2 separate regions of the Homo sapiens genome follow, and region 1 is linked to region 2. A link is a contact called in ENCODE Hi-C or POLR2A ChIA-PET data. All regions are on one chromosome and are shown on one strand. Each heading gives the region's core, a stretch centred on a gene start or an enhancer-like site at or near the end of the contact. The rest is flanking DNA. Distances are from core to core; before and after follow the strand shown.

The links. Hi-C counts contacts between places; a loop is a spot of excess contacts on that map. ChIA-PET counts read pairs that join two places held with the same protein, here RNA polymerase II (POLR2A). Pooled maps may share reads with other maps.
Region 1: a loop to region 2 is called in a pooled map, with 5 times the contacts of the local background. The contact joins the enhancer-like site here to the promoter of GPR153 in region 2. A Hi-C loop is called at or near these places in 1 of 168 maps with a recorded cell type or tissue (HAP-1) and 5 of 50 pooled maps. POLR2A ChIA-PET finds 5 or more read pairs at or near these places in 4 of 52 experiments (A673, BJ, WTC11 and 1 more).

The regions. Positions count from the first base shown.
Region 1 is chr1:6,455,071-6,461,888 of GRCh38, reverse strand. ESPN (espin) reads right to left here. Exons shown (of 13, transcript NM_031475.3): 11 at 4,626-4,705; 12 at 4,517-4,528; 13 at 945-1,890. The coding sequence ends at 1,743. It overlaps TNFRSF25 (TNF receptor superfamily member 25), which reads left to right. Exons shown (of 10, transcript NM_003790.3): 10 at 127-1,103. The coding sequence ends at 455. Among named protein-coding and RNA genes, the nearest start is that of TNFRSF25, 7.7 kb to the left of the region's middle. RefSeq lists silencers at 1,462-1,521, 2,843-3,049. Within about 2 kb of position 1,413, at least 5 of the 41 ENCODE cell types and tissues checked have a DNase peak (open chromatin) inside an H3K27ac peak, as active enhancers do.
Region 2 is chr1:6,256,536-6,262,696 of GRCh38, reverse strand. GPR153 (G protein-coupled receptor 153) reads left to right here and starts at 1,599. Exons shown (of 6, transcript NM_207370.4): 1 at 1,599-1,872. RefSeq lists silencers at 1,360-1,679, 1,860-2,029, 2,050-2,209, 2,380-2,569.

The DNA.
Region 1 (6,818 bases), core at 164-2,663, 200 kb before region 2:
CGCCCTATGCCCTGACCCACCGGATCCAGCGGGCTTCAGCCCTGGGGTACCCGCACGAACGCCCCTGACTCTGCCTCCCGACCGCGGCCCACGTACCCCAATTGGCTCTCTCTGGCCCTGCCCCAGGCCCCGCTGCTGCGCCCACACTCTCGCCAGAGTCCCCAGCCGGCTCGCCAGCCATGATGCTGCAGCCGGGCCCGCAGCTCTACGACGTGATGGACGCGGTCCCAGCGCGGCGCTGGAAGGAGTTCGTGCGCACGCTGGGGCTGCGCGAGGCAGAGATCGAAGCCGTGGAGGTGGAGATCGGCCGCTTCCGAGACCAGCAGTACGAGATGCTCAAGCGCTGGCGCCAGCAGCAGCCCGCGGGCCTCGGAGCCGTTTACGCGGCCCTGGAGCGCATGGGGCTGGACGGCTGCGTGGAAGACTTGCGCAGCCGCCTGCAGCGCGGCCCGTGACACGGCGCCCACTTGCCACCTAGGCGCTCTGGTGGCCCTTGCAGAAGCCCTAAGTACGGTTACTTATGCGTGTAGACATTTTATGTCACTTATTAAGCCGCTGGCACGGCCCTGCGTAGCAGCACCAGCCGGCCCCACCCCTGCTCGCCCCTATCGCTCCAGCCAAGGCGAAGAAGCACGAACGAATGTCGAGAGGGGGTGAAGACATTTCTCAACTTCTCGGCCGGAGTTTGGCTGAGATCGCGGTATTAAATCTGTGAAAGAAAACAAAACAAAACAAAAACGGCTTCTTGGCGTTTCTGCGGGGCTGGGGTGTTAAGTGGACTGGACTTTTCTCGAGGGATTCGAAGGGGACGGGAATCTTGTCACCCCGGGATCTGGCACCCATGGTGGAGTCCAGTGTGGCCTTAGCTCCCAAGCCTGCCCCTCCCGAGTCCACTCTGGCTCAATTACCCCGAGAAGGAGAGAGCAAGTCGCGGCCACAGCGAGTGAGTGAACCGGAGCCCAGATGAGAGCGCTTTAATGGGGCTGCGAGGTGGCGGAGACAGGGTCGGGATGGGGTGCAGCAGTTGGAGACACAGGGTCAGGGCCCCTCATCCTCTATTCACTCCACCGGGGCAGTGAAAGGGTCCCGGCAGCGAGTGGGTCTGGCTGGGGACGGGGCGCAGACTTGAGGGAGGTGGGGCCAGAGGTGGGGTCCCGGGGGCCACAAGTGCGGCCCGGCCAGACAGGCAGTTTTCATGTTTCTGGTAAACAAATGACTGAGAGGAAACCCTTGGCGGGGATAAGAAATGAGGCCCGGGCTAGGCCGCGCGCAGATCTGGGTCAGAGAGGAAGGGAAAACCCCTTCCCCGAGCTCGGGGCCTGCCTCCACCCAGGATGCGCCAGCGACGCCGGTTCCGGGGTGCGGGGGAGGGGGCTGCATCCTGGAGGGGGCTGAGCCCCGCAGGAAAACAAAGTCACCACCCACGGGGCTGGGGAGAGCTCTGCACTCTTTGATAGTCAACGAACATGCAAATATATGTAAGTCGGCATGCAAATAAGCAGCATTTGTTGTTGTTTGCGTCAGCAGCTTGGGCACTTTTTCTGGGCAACCGTGGCGGCGTGTGCACTCCAGTGTTGCCAAGGGCTGGGGATACGGGGGGCCAGGGTGGGGGTCAGGGAGGGTTTCCAGCGCAGGAGGGGAGGGCTGTGCGGCTCCCAGCCTTTCCACCAGGGCCTGGCTGGCTGGGGCTGGGGCGGAGGGCCCCACGGAGCTGCGAGGCTGCGGACAGGAGTCTGCGGCCTCTAGTACTTAGCGATGTCCCCCTTCTTCAGGATGACCTGTCGCTGCCAGGGCGCCAGCTTGCTCTCATCGTAGCCCAGCGTCCGCAGCTTCTCTGACTGTTCCTTCTCCCGCCGCAGCTCCTCCTGCTTCTGTCGCTCCTCCTCTTTCCTGAGGCAGTGGGGAGGGGGGCAGACCCGGTGAAGTCTGGGGCCAGATACCCAGGCTGGCAGAAAGGGTGGGGCCAGGCACCAGGCAGAGGCCAGGTCACCCATGCAAGGGGTGGGTTACTGAGGGCTGGGGCTCGGTTGCTGAAGACAGAGGGGCTAGATTGGGGGCAGAATGGGGTTACTGGAGCACAGGGGAGCTGGGTGAGTGGGAGGTTAAGGCTGGATTATTGTGGGCTGGGGTTTTACTGGAAACAGAGGTGCTGGGTCACTGTGTGGCACCATGTGAGGAGGTGGTATTGCTGGGTGCAGCAGCAAGATTACTGGGACCAGGACTTGAGTTGTGGGGGAGCTGTCAATATGAAGTATTGAGGACTGGGGTGGGGCTGCTGGGGAGCAGAGAGACCATATAATTGAGAGAGGGACTGAGAATTAGAGACAAGTTATTAGAACATAGAGGGTAGATCTGCCTGTTGACAGAGTAGTCACTAAGCACATGTGGCTGCTGAACATTTGAAATGTGGCTGGTCTAAATTGTGATGGATTGCAGGTGTAAAATGTGCATGATATTTCAAAGACTAAGTTTTATTATTATTTGAGTCAGGGTCTCGCTCTGTTGCCAGGGTGGAGCGCAGTGGTGAGATCATGGCTCACTGCAGCCTCGACCTCCTGGGCTCACGTAATCCTCCCACCTCAGCCTCCCAAGTAGCTGGAACCACAGATGTGTGCCACTACGCCCAGCTATTTTTTTTTTTTTTAATTGAGACAGAGTCTCGCTCTGTCACCCAGGCTGGAGTGCAGTGGCACGATCTCGGCTCACTGCAACCTCCACCTCCCAGTTTCAAGTGATTTTCCTGCCTCAGCCTTCTGAGTAGCTGGGATTACAGGAGCGTGCCACCATGCCCAGCTAATTTTTGTATTTTTAGTAGAGACGGGGTTTCACCATGTTGGTCAGGCTGGTCTTGAACTCCTGACCTCAGGTGATCATTCTGCCTCCGCCTCCCAAAGTGCTGGGATTACAGGCGTGAGCCACCGAGCCCAGCCCGCCCAGCTAATTTTTTTTTTTTTTTGAAATGGAGTCTCACTCTGTTGCCCAGGCTAGAGTACAAAACGGCGTGATCCTGGCTCACTGCAACCTCCGCCTTCCAGATTCAAGTGATTCTGCTGCCTCAGCCTCCCGAGTAGCTGGGATTACAGGCATGCGCCATCACGACCACCTAATTTTTATATTTTTAGTAGAGACAGGGTTTCACCATGTTGGCCAGGCTGGTCTTGAACTCCTGACCTCAGGTGATCCACCCGCTTCAGCCTCCCAAAGTGCTGGGATTACAGGTATGAGCCACTGCGCCCAGCCCCCTGCAGCTAATTAAAAAAAATTTTTTTTGCAGGCCTGGTGCGAAGGCTTACGCCTGTGATCCCAGCACTTTGGGAGGCTGAGGCGGGTGGATCACCTGAGGTCAGGAGTTCGAGACCAGCCTGACCAACATGGCAAAACCCGGCCTCTACTAAAAATACAAAAATTAGCCGGGCGTGGTGGCGGGCGCCTGTAATCCCAACTACCAGGGAGGCTGAGGCAGGAGAATCACTTGAACCCAGGAGGTAGAGGTTGCAGTGAGCCAAGATTGTGCCACTGTACTCCAGCCTGGACAACAAGAGCAAAACTCTGTCTCAAAAAAAAAGAAAAAAGCCAGACTTGGTGGCTCATGCCTATAATCCCAGCACTTTGGGAGGCCGAGGCGGGTGGATCGCTTCAGGTCAGGAGTTTGAGACCAGCTTGGCCAACATGGTGAAACCCCATCTCTACTAAAAATACAAAATTAGCTGGGTGTGGTGGCACACGCTTGTAATCCCAGCTACTTGGGAGGCTGAGGCAGGAGAATCACTTGAACCCAGGAGGCAGAGGTTGCATGAGCCCAGATCGCCACTGCACTCCAGATTGGGTGACAAGAGTGAAACCCCATCTCAAAAAAAAATTTTTTTTTTTTTTTTTTTTTCGCAGAATGAGGTCTCACTGCATTGCCCAGGCTGGTCTCAGACTTCTGGGCTCAAGTGGTCCCCCTGCCTTGGCCTCTCAAAGTGCTGGGATTACATGTGTAAACCACCATGCCTGGCCAAAGACTTACTTTTACAAGAGGAGTATAAAACATCTCATTAATAATTTTCATAATTGATTATGTGTTGAAATAATATTTTTGATATTTTGTGCCAAATAAAACAGTACTAAAATGAAGCTCACCTATATCCTTCTACATTTTCACTGTGGCTACTAGAAAATTTTAAATTACATCTGTGGCTCTCATTACATTTCTATTGGCCAGCACTGGGCTGGGTGAGATGACTAGGGGCAGAAAGTACATTCTGAGGGCCAGACAATCAAGGTGATTGATAGTGGGGTTAGGTTAACTGAAGGGTAGAAAAGGCCAGGTTAATAGGAGGCAGGGACTGAGTAACCGGGAACAAAGTTATTAGAGCATGAGAGAGAGATTCTGGGGTATTATAGGGAGGAAGGAGGCTGTGCTACAAGGGCCAAGAGACAGGAGGATGTACTCAAATTGGCCTGGATGAAGGGACGACCCTCTGCGACTTGGGTGGGGATAAGGGTGGCAGGTTGGGGCCAGCCCTGCACTCACCGCTTCTGCTCCCTGGAAGGAAAAAGAGACAGTGTCACTTGGTACCTCCACCTCAGGGACGCAGTCAAGACACCCTGCCAGGCCAGCCTCTGCCTGACCCCCAGCTCACCTCTCTTCTTCCAGCTTCTTCCGCAGGAGGTCCCGCCTCCAGGCGGGCATGCTGGCCAGCCGGGCCTCCTCCTCCTCCTCCTGAAACACAACCACAAAGCTTCAGGGCCTGCAGGGGCTGGGAGATAGGGGGCACCCTCAACCTCGGGACCTGAAGGAGTCAGGGTCACAGGAAGACATCCTTTTGATGCACATCTGTGTGACAAGTGGATGGAGGTGCCTGGTCACACCCCCTCAGAGCTGGCCTCCTTTCCCCTAGTAACCCAGACCCTCATGTCCTACAGGAGGCACCAGAGAGATCAGAGCTGAATGGGACAGAAGCAGAGAACAAGTAGCTGGGACCCAGAGGTCCTGAGCCTGATTCCCCGCAGAGGCAGGTGGCCAATGGCCACAGGCCCAAGACCTCTGGGCAGACGCAGATGCCAGCCAGCCCCCACCCAGCCTCTTGGCTCAGGGAGACTCAGGCTGCCCCTGGCTCCCCTGTGAAGGACCTTCACCCCATGGTTGCCATCTTCCCAATAGAGTGGATACGGGCACTACAATCGTGGGGCTACAATGACATCAGGGGCAGGTGTGGTGTCCAACGCAGGCAGTTTACAGCAAAGAGTTTTATTTCCTGAATGTTACAGAGGAGAACGGGTCTGTACACGGCACACTTCACACAGAACACTGCACACGTGGCACCCTTGACCTCAGCCAAGGAGGTAGCTGTGAACTCCAGTGGAAAACCAAAGAGCAGGCCACACTGCCGCAAGGAGGAGCCGCAGCCCCTCACTCAGAGGGGCTTCTTCTGCTGCCTGGCTCCACACAGAGCTCAGCAAGGCCACGGGGCCAGAGGCGGACACCTGGTCTGTTCTGTGCCTGCCCTGCCTATCCGACCAACGCCCCACAGCCCGCCACGATGGGACCTCAGAGGCTGAGGCAGCCTGGTCCTGGGCCCTCCGGGCTGCTCAAGGCCACAGTCCTGGGCTCTTCCTGCTGCTTCCAGCCTCTGGAGGGCGTCAGACAGGCGTCCAGGCCCACGTTAAGACGCTCGAGGGTGAACTGAGAATTCCGAATTCCGCTGCTCAGATGTCAAACAGCTCTGCCTCCTTCTCTTTCCAGAAGGAGAAGCTGCGGTCGATGTAGCGGCAGATGTCCTCGTTGCTGAACTCGCCCATCTCAGACACCAGTTCCAAGGGGTCTTCGGCGGGGGCTTCGGAACCAGGAGAGTCTGAGGTCGGGGGAGGCGCGGCGGGCGGGGGCGGCGGCGGCGGCTGCGGCGCAGGGGCCAGGGCCTCGGGCTGCCCCTCAGGCGGGTCCCCCGTCTGAAATGGAGCAGCCTCTTCGGTCCGCTCCTGTTCTTTCCCCTCCTCTTCCTTTTCCTTCGCCTGTTCTTCGGGGGCCGGCTCAGCCTCCAGGCCGTTTCCGAAGAACCGGTGCCTGAGGTCCTCGAAGCCGTCGCTCCAGCCGCGCCGGCCGGCCTCCACCTCCTCCAGCACCACGCGGTGGAAGAGGCGGATGCGCTCCCACGGGTGGCTGCCCAGTCGGTCGAACATCTCGTAGCACAGTAGGTGGCGGAACTTGCGCTCCTCGCGGCTCAGGCCCATCTCGAGTAGCTGGAAGTAGCCGAGCATGAAGAGGTCGAGCGTGAGGCTGTCGTAGTGCGGGGGTGCGCCGCCGTCCAGGGGCGGCAGGAAGTGCTGGGGCCAATACAGGCCGTGCGCCAGGCCCGGGCTTGCCGGCACGCGACGCAGCAGGCTCCGCCAGTGGCCCAGCAGCTTGCCCACCGCCTGCCGCTGCCTCAGCAGCTGCCGCAGCCGTTCGTCGGGGCTGTGGGCCTCGCTGTTGCTCGCCGGCAGCCGGGGGGCGTCCGTGGCCTCCAGCCCCGGGCCAGCACCGGCAGCCGCCACGCGGGGCAGCAGTCCGCGTAGGCGCGCCTGGGCGCGGCGGCCTGGTCCGCGGCAGGCCCAGCGGCGCCAGTGCTCCAGGAAGAGGTAAACGATGCGCTCCTTGCGCAGGTCGAGGTAGTCCTGGACGCCGCGCAGCTTCGTGCAGAGGGGCGGCCGGCGCGCCAGCTGCTCGGGCTCAGGCAGCGCCGCCTGGCGATCCTGTACCTCGGGCGGGCCCAGGGTGCCCAGGGGCTCCCAGTCGACCAGCGGGCCGTGGGCGGCGGCGGCGCTGGGCTGGCCAGAGCGGGCCGCCACGTAGTCCT
Region 2 (6,161 bases), core at 350-2,849:
GCTGGGCTGGCAGAGGGGAGCCAGGCCCAGACAGAGGCATGGCTCTCCATGGCTGTGTGTGCAATCTTAACCGTGGTGTTTCTAAGCGGCATGGCTCTCGGTGGCCATGTAATTAAGTGTGGCGTTTCTACCGTTTCACCCCGAGTCACAGGCGAGACACTTAGAAACACCACCCTTGATTACAGCTGCCCTGTGCCAGCCTCCCACTGCTGGTGGCCTATTTATAACCAGGACCACCTGGAGGGGGAGCCAACCTGTCCACAGAGGGCTCACTGGGGACACTGAGGGCCCTGGCTGCCCGAGAAACCACAGGGAGTATAGGTGTGCATGGCCCCAGATTCCCCCTTGCTCAGCCCCACACGTTATTGCGGGGCCTTTCTCTACAGACACTCCTCTTTTTGTCTCATGGGACGGACCCTAAGACCCATCCTGGGCCCCCTAAAAGCTGCTCAGGGACCTGGGGTGTGGGGACGGTTTAGGCAGGTGCAGGCTGTGGAGCAGCCCTGCCCGGACTGGGCAAGCTCCAAGCATCCGTTTTGGCTGCAATTGGTTTGGGTCTCCTCCTGGTCGGGTGCCTAGTTTCCTCCAGACACAGGGGTGCCTAGTCATGGATGTGTCCCAGAGGCACGGAAGGACACTATGCCAGGCAGCCCCAGAGGCCTTGTGCCCATTGTGTGTGTGGTCAGGTGCTTTCTAGAAAAGACAGGCACGATCCTCAGGAGGCGTCCTCTCCAGGGCCCCCATCAAGAAGCAGGAGGCTTTCCGCCTGCATGGGGCCAGCTGAGGCTGTCAGTCTGTGGGTGACAGCCTGTGCTCTATGAGGAGTGGTGATAGCATGAGGGCTTGGGAGGGAGGGGCGGAGGGGCGGGAAGAATGGGAGGAGGGGAGGAGGGGAGTAGGAGAAGGCTTCAGGCGCTGGGCTGCAGACCCTGGCCTCTCCCGGCTGGGCGGTGGTGCTCAGAGTTTCAGAGAGAACAATTTCTGAGCCTGTGGGGGTGGCGGGGACCACTCGGCAGCCCGGTGGCCCGTGCACTTTATTCCCTCAGTGGACCCCCCAGGCCCGGGGAGCAGCGTGAATCCGTAACTGGCCCAACCTTGCCCCTCGCTGCCCCTGCTTCAGACTGGATTCCCGGTTCCTAGAAGCCGCTGGCCATGCGTCCCTTGTCCTCTCCACGCCCCGCCCCGATTGTTCATCTTAGATGCGGCTTCCTCCAGGAAGGTCTCCCTGAGCCCCAGCCCTGGCCCCAGGTTCTCAGTGTCCATTCCTGCCCCAGCTCCCTCTGGCCCCCGGGCCCCCAGAGCTCCGGGCCTGGGTCTTGCCCCGGCGTCCGAAGGCGGCGTCCGGAGTGTGCACCGAGCCGAGCTGGGAGCCAGGGGCGCGGCGCTGTCAGGAGGCGCCACCAGCCCAGGGAGGCTCGGGCCGGCCGCGGGCGGACGCGGGGACACGGGTGGGCTGCGTACGGACGGACTGACGGAAGGACGGACGGGCTGACAGACCGACAGACGGCCGCGCCTCTGAGCGGGCGGGGGCGGGGCGGGCCGAGGGGCGGTGCGGAGGCCCCGGCGGAGACATGCGCCCTGCTCCGCCCCCCGCCCCCGGCCGCCCGGCGCAGCAGCGGAGCGGCGGGAGCTGAGCGAAGCGCGGCGGCGGCGGCGGCGCCTAGGGGAGGGAGGGGCGGCGGGGCCGAGCCCACCTAGCGGAGCGCGCCGGCCGCCGGTGGCCGCCGCCAGCATGCCCCGGCCCGCGGGCCGCTCCGCCGCCAGCCACCCCCGCGGCCCTCGGCGGCCTGCGCTCGGCCCGGGGGCGCGGGAACCGCAGCCGGAGCCGGAGGCGGGAGCAGCGAGCCGGAGCCCCGGGCGCTCGAATGCAGGGTGAGCGTCGCCGCCCTGGCCCGAGGGCGGACGGACGGGAGGACCCCGGCGGGAGGACTCGGCGGGAAGGGAGGGGGCTTTCCGCGCCCTATCGGTCGCGGGGTCCGTCCGAGGGCCCACGAGCGGCGCTTAGCGCTGGCACCCCCCCAACTTGGGGACCTTCGGGGTAACTTCCCTGGGGCCAGCCCCTCCCTCCGTCCCCCTGCATCGGGGCCTAGCAGCGCCGCCCCCTGGGCTTCTCAGGGGACGGGGGCGGGGCGCGGTCTGGGGATCCTGAGCCCGCCCCTGCTCGGCGCAACCCAGAGGGGTCCGGGGGCCGCAGTCCCGCCAGGTTTCCCAGCCTGTCGCTCGGACGCGCCCTCGGGGTGGGGCAGGACTCGGGGCACCCACTGGGGACCAGCAGGCGAGAGCACGCGAGTCGGAGCGGGGATTGCGGGGGGGGGGGGGGATCGGAGCCCCAGGGGGTTGGGACTGTAGGGGCGGGGGCTGGGGGGGGCGTGCCGGAGATGTCCAGGCCTCGCGCTGCGCGTCCCTCCCTGGGCGACGGCCAGGCCGGGCCCCGTGGAACACATCGGCTGCAGCGCGGGCGGAGACCGGCGTGGGGGCGGAAGCCGGGGCGCAGCCAGAGCCCGGGGAATCCTTTCAAGTTCTGGGTTCTCTTTGTTGCGCAATGGGGCCTCGGGGCCGCGCGGCCTCATTGGCCCGGAGCTGTGACGTCACGCCCCGGCCCCGCCCGCATGTCTTGCGGAGGGAGGCCTCATGGCCCGGGTGGGTCCCAGGCTAGTTGCACCTGCAGTTGGCCCTGCAGTGGGCGGGGAAGTGGGAAGCCGGGTCCTGAGATGCTGCGGAATGCTTTAAGTGCCCTGCAGGAGAAACTTCCCAGCAGAAGACAGGGCTTTAAGTGCCCTGCAGGAGACACTTCCCAGCAGGAGACTGGGTCCCGTCGGCACTGTGGGGAGCCCAGCCTGGGGTCTGGCCCTAGTGGCCGCTCCATTCTATGAAGAATGAACAGAAAGGGTGCAATCCGTGGATCTGTGGTCACTGACCCAGAGCCAGAGGGACACTTTGTTCCCACACAACCAGTCCTCTGTCACTCTGCACTTGGAACCCGGTGTCCACGCCCTGTCCCCCAGGACGTTCCTCTCCCATGCCAAGACTACAGTGCCCAGGAGTGCCTGGCCCCAAACCCAGCCCTGACACTATTCTCTCCGTGTTGCCCTGAGCTTCTGCCTGAAGTGTTCCCATCTGCAGTGTGGGGACGGTGAGACCTGCCCTGCAGACCTGAGGCTCAGAAAGACCTCAGCTCTAGGGACAAAAAAAAAAAAAATGCCCTTTTCCCCAACATTTTAGGGTTTGAGAGGCCAGGACTTTGGTGTCAGGCAAGTGGAGTTTGGATCCTGGCTCAGGCAAGTGCTGGCCGGGCAAACAGCTTTACCTCTCCCTGCTTCTGCTGGACAAACTTTACAATGGGGATGAATTGTGGGGGCACTCACTGGAGGAGCATGCCCGTGTGCAAGAGGATGCACGTGCCCCTGCCCACAGACCTAGAGCCTTTTTCTTTTTAAGACAGGGTCTCACTCTGTTGCTCAGGCTAGAGTGCAGTGGCACAATCATGGCTCACTGTATCCTTGACCTCCCCAGGCTCAGGTGATCCTCACACCTCAGCCTTCCAAGTAGCTGGGACTATAGGCTCACACCACTACGCCTGGCCAATTTTTTTATTTGTTGTACAGATGGGTTTTCCCCATGTTGCCCAAGCTGGTCTCGAACTCCCGGGCTCAAGCCATCCACTCACCTTGGCCTCCCCGAGTGCTAGGATTACAGGCATGAGCCACTGCACCCTGCCTTCAGACCTAAAGCCTTTCCCAGCAGTAATGCAGCATTAGGCTAGACGAGAGGAAGAACTGGCACCGCGAAGGGCTGGGCTGGTTGCAGCCTGTGGCTCTTTCCTTACCACCCTGCACCAGTAATCAACACATGGACAGGGTGGGCGGGGCCAAGGTCACGGGGCTAGACAGAGCTTGTTCACGGGGCTAGACAGAGCTTGTTGGGCATCTGAGGGAAGGCCTCCCAGTCTCACAGCCGAGGCTGCCTTGGGCAGGTAGAAATAGATGCTGACCTGCTAGGTGCATGCTGAGTCCACTTTCCTATTTGAGAGCGTAAAGACCACTGGTGTCTGCAGCCCTCTTGCTCACAGCGCTTACTCACACTCTGTCTGCTCTGAACCCCCAAAAGGCTGCCAGGCACCCCAAAGGCTGGAGGTGGCCCAGTGCTCCCCTCACTCCTGAGGCTACTCTGCCCCAGGTCCTGGTCCCAGTGAATATGTATCTGCCCACAGGTCTGAGGCTCCCCGGCACCTCCAAGCTCAGTGTCTTGGCCCATAAGAGACAGCACAAGGCTGGGCGCGGTGGCTCATGCCTGTAATCCCAGCACTTCGGGAGGCCGAAGCGGGTGGATCACCTGAGGTCAGGAGTTCGAGACCAGCCTGGCCAACATGATGAAACCTCGTCTCTACTAAAAATACAAAAAAATAGCTGGGCGTGGTGGCGGGCACCTGTAATCCCAGCTACTTGGGAGGCTGAGGCAGGAGAATTGTTTGAACCCAGGAGGCGGAGGTTGCAGTGAGCCGAGATCCACCCTGGGTAATAAGAGTAAAACTCCATCTCAAAAAAAAAGAAAGAACTCTGGACAAGACAAGCAGGAGGCTTGCCAGCTGCTGGCTGGGGCATCGCTGCCTTCCCTGCCCGAGAGCCAGGGGCCTTGGCTAAGGCGGCAGTGGCCCCCCACCTTGAGCTGGAGATACTTCCTCTCTGGGGGACATGGGGCGTATCTGGTACTATAGATGCCCATAAGGACCGGGGCATGAGAAAGAGAGCAAATGAGGCTAAATGGCCCCTGGGTAAGAAGGGCCAGTTAAGTGTGAGCAGAGCACAAGTAGGCCTTCACTTGGTACTGGGCTTCTCCCACACTGCCTGCCTGGGCTGCAGCCAGAGGGCTGCCAGGCTGGGAAGGGTGAGGGAAGGACTCGCTGCCCAGCCCTCTGGCAGGATGGGTGCTTCCCCGCTCCCCGCCACATGCCTGCTGCCCAGCATCCTATGTCCCTGACTCACATGGAAAGGCCATCGGCACTTCCTCTGACTTCAGAGTCAAGCTCTGGTCTGGTCTACTGGCCGTCTCCAGGCCCTTGCTGCCCAAGCCAACCAGAGCATGAGACTGGCCACTACCCCAGAGCACCCAGTGTGTGCCAGACCTGGGCCCAGGGCTATAGAGATGTGGCTCCTGTCCACCTCAGCCTCCCCGCGGAAGAAGCATGGCAGTCTCTTAGAGGAGAAGGTGCAGGGACCTTGCCCCAGCCACACCGCTGCTGTGTGGGGGCTTTAACCTCAGCGCGGGGTCCTGGCTCTGGAAGACCAGCTGGGGGCTGACATAGCAGACTGCCTGCCCCCTCTCAGGGTGGTCAGGAAGGTGGTGACCATCTCCGTTCCCCAACAGGTCACTTGGGGAACAGGAGAGGGAAATGGAGGTTCAGGGGGTGTGGTCTTCCGGGACATGTCCTTACGTGGCCTGATGAAGTAAAATAAATTAAGGCAAGTACGTCAGAGATGTCCACTGTGGGGGGCTCTGGCATGGGCTGTGTGAGGATTCTGGAACATTTGATGGCAAGAGGACTTGTTCTGGGATGGTGCCAGGTCATGCACGGGGCAAGAGTGCCCATCTGGGCCCACCTTGGATGGTTCCCTGAGGATGCAGGTAACCTGGAAGGGAGCCCAGATATTGAGCTTTGACCAGGAGTGGACGGAAGTGAGGGAATACGCACTTATTGGGCACCCCGTATACAGCCCCTGGGTGTCAGGGACATGGGCAGGAGGGTCCTCCCGGGGCGTGGAGAGGAGAGTGCAGCCTGATGTAAGCCAGGGCCAGATAGGTCATGGTGCGCCAGGGCCTTCCCCGCCTTAGGGCATTTGTGCTGTTGTAACACAGTACTTAAGACGCAGTAACTCATGAAGAACAGATTTATGTCTCGCCGGGTGTGGGAGCACTTGCCCTGTAATCCCAGCTACTCAGGAGGTTTAGATGGGAGGATCACTTGAGCTCAGGAGTTCGAGACCAGCCCAGGCAACATAGTGAGACTCTGTCTCTAAAATATAAAAATAAGGCCAGGCACGGCGGCTCATGCCTGTAATCCCAGCACTTTGGGAGGCTGAAGTGGGCAGGTCACTTGAGGTCAGGAGTTTAGGACCAGCCTGGCCAACATGGTTAAACCCTGTTACTACTAAAAATACAAAAAA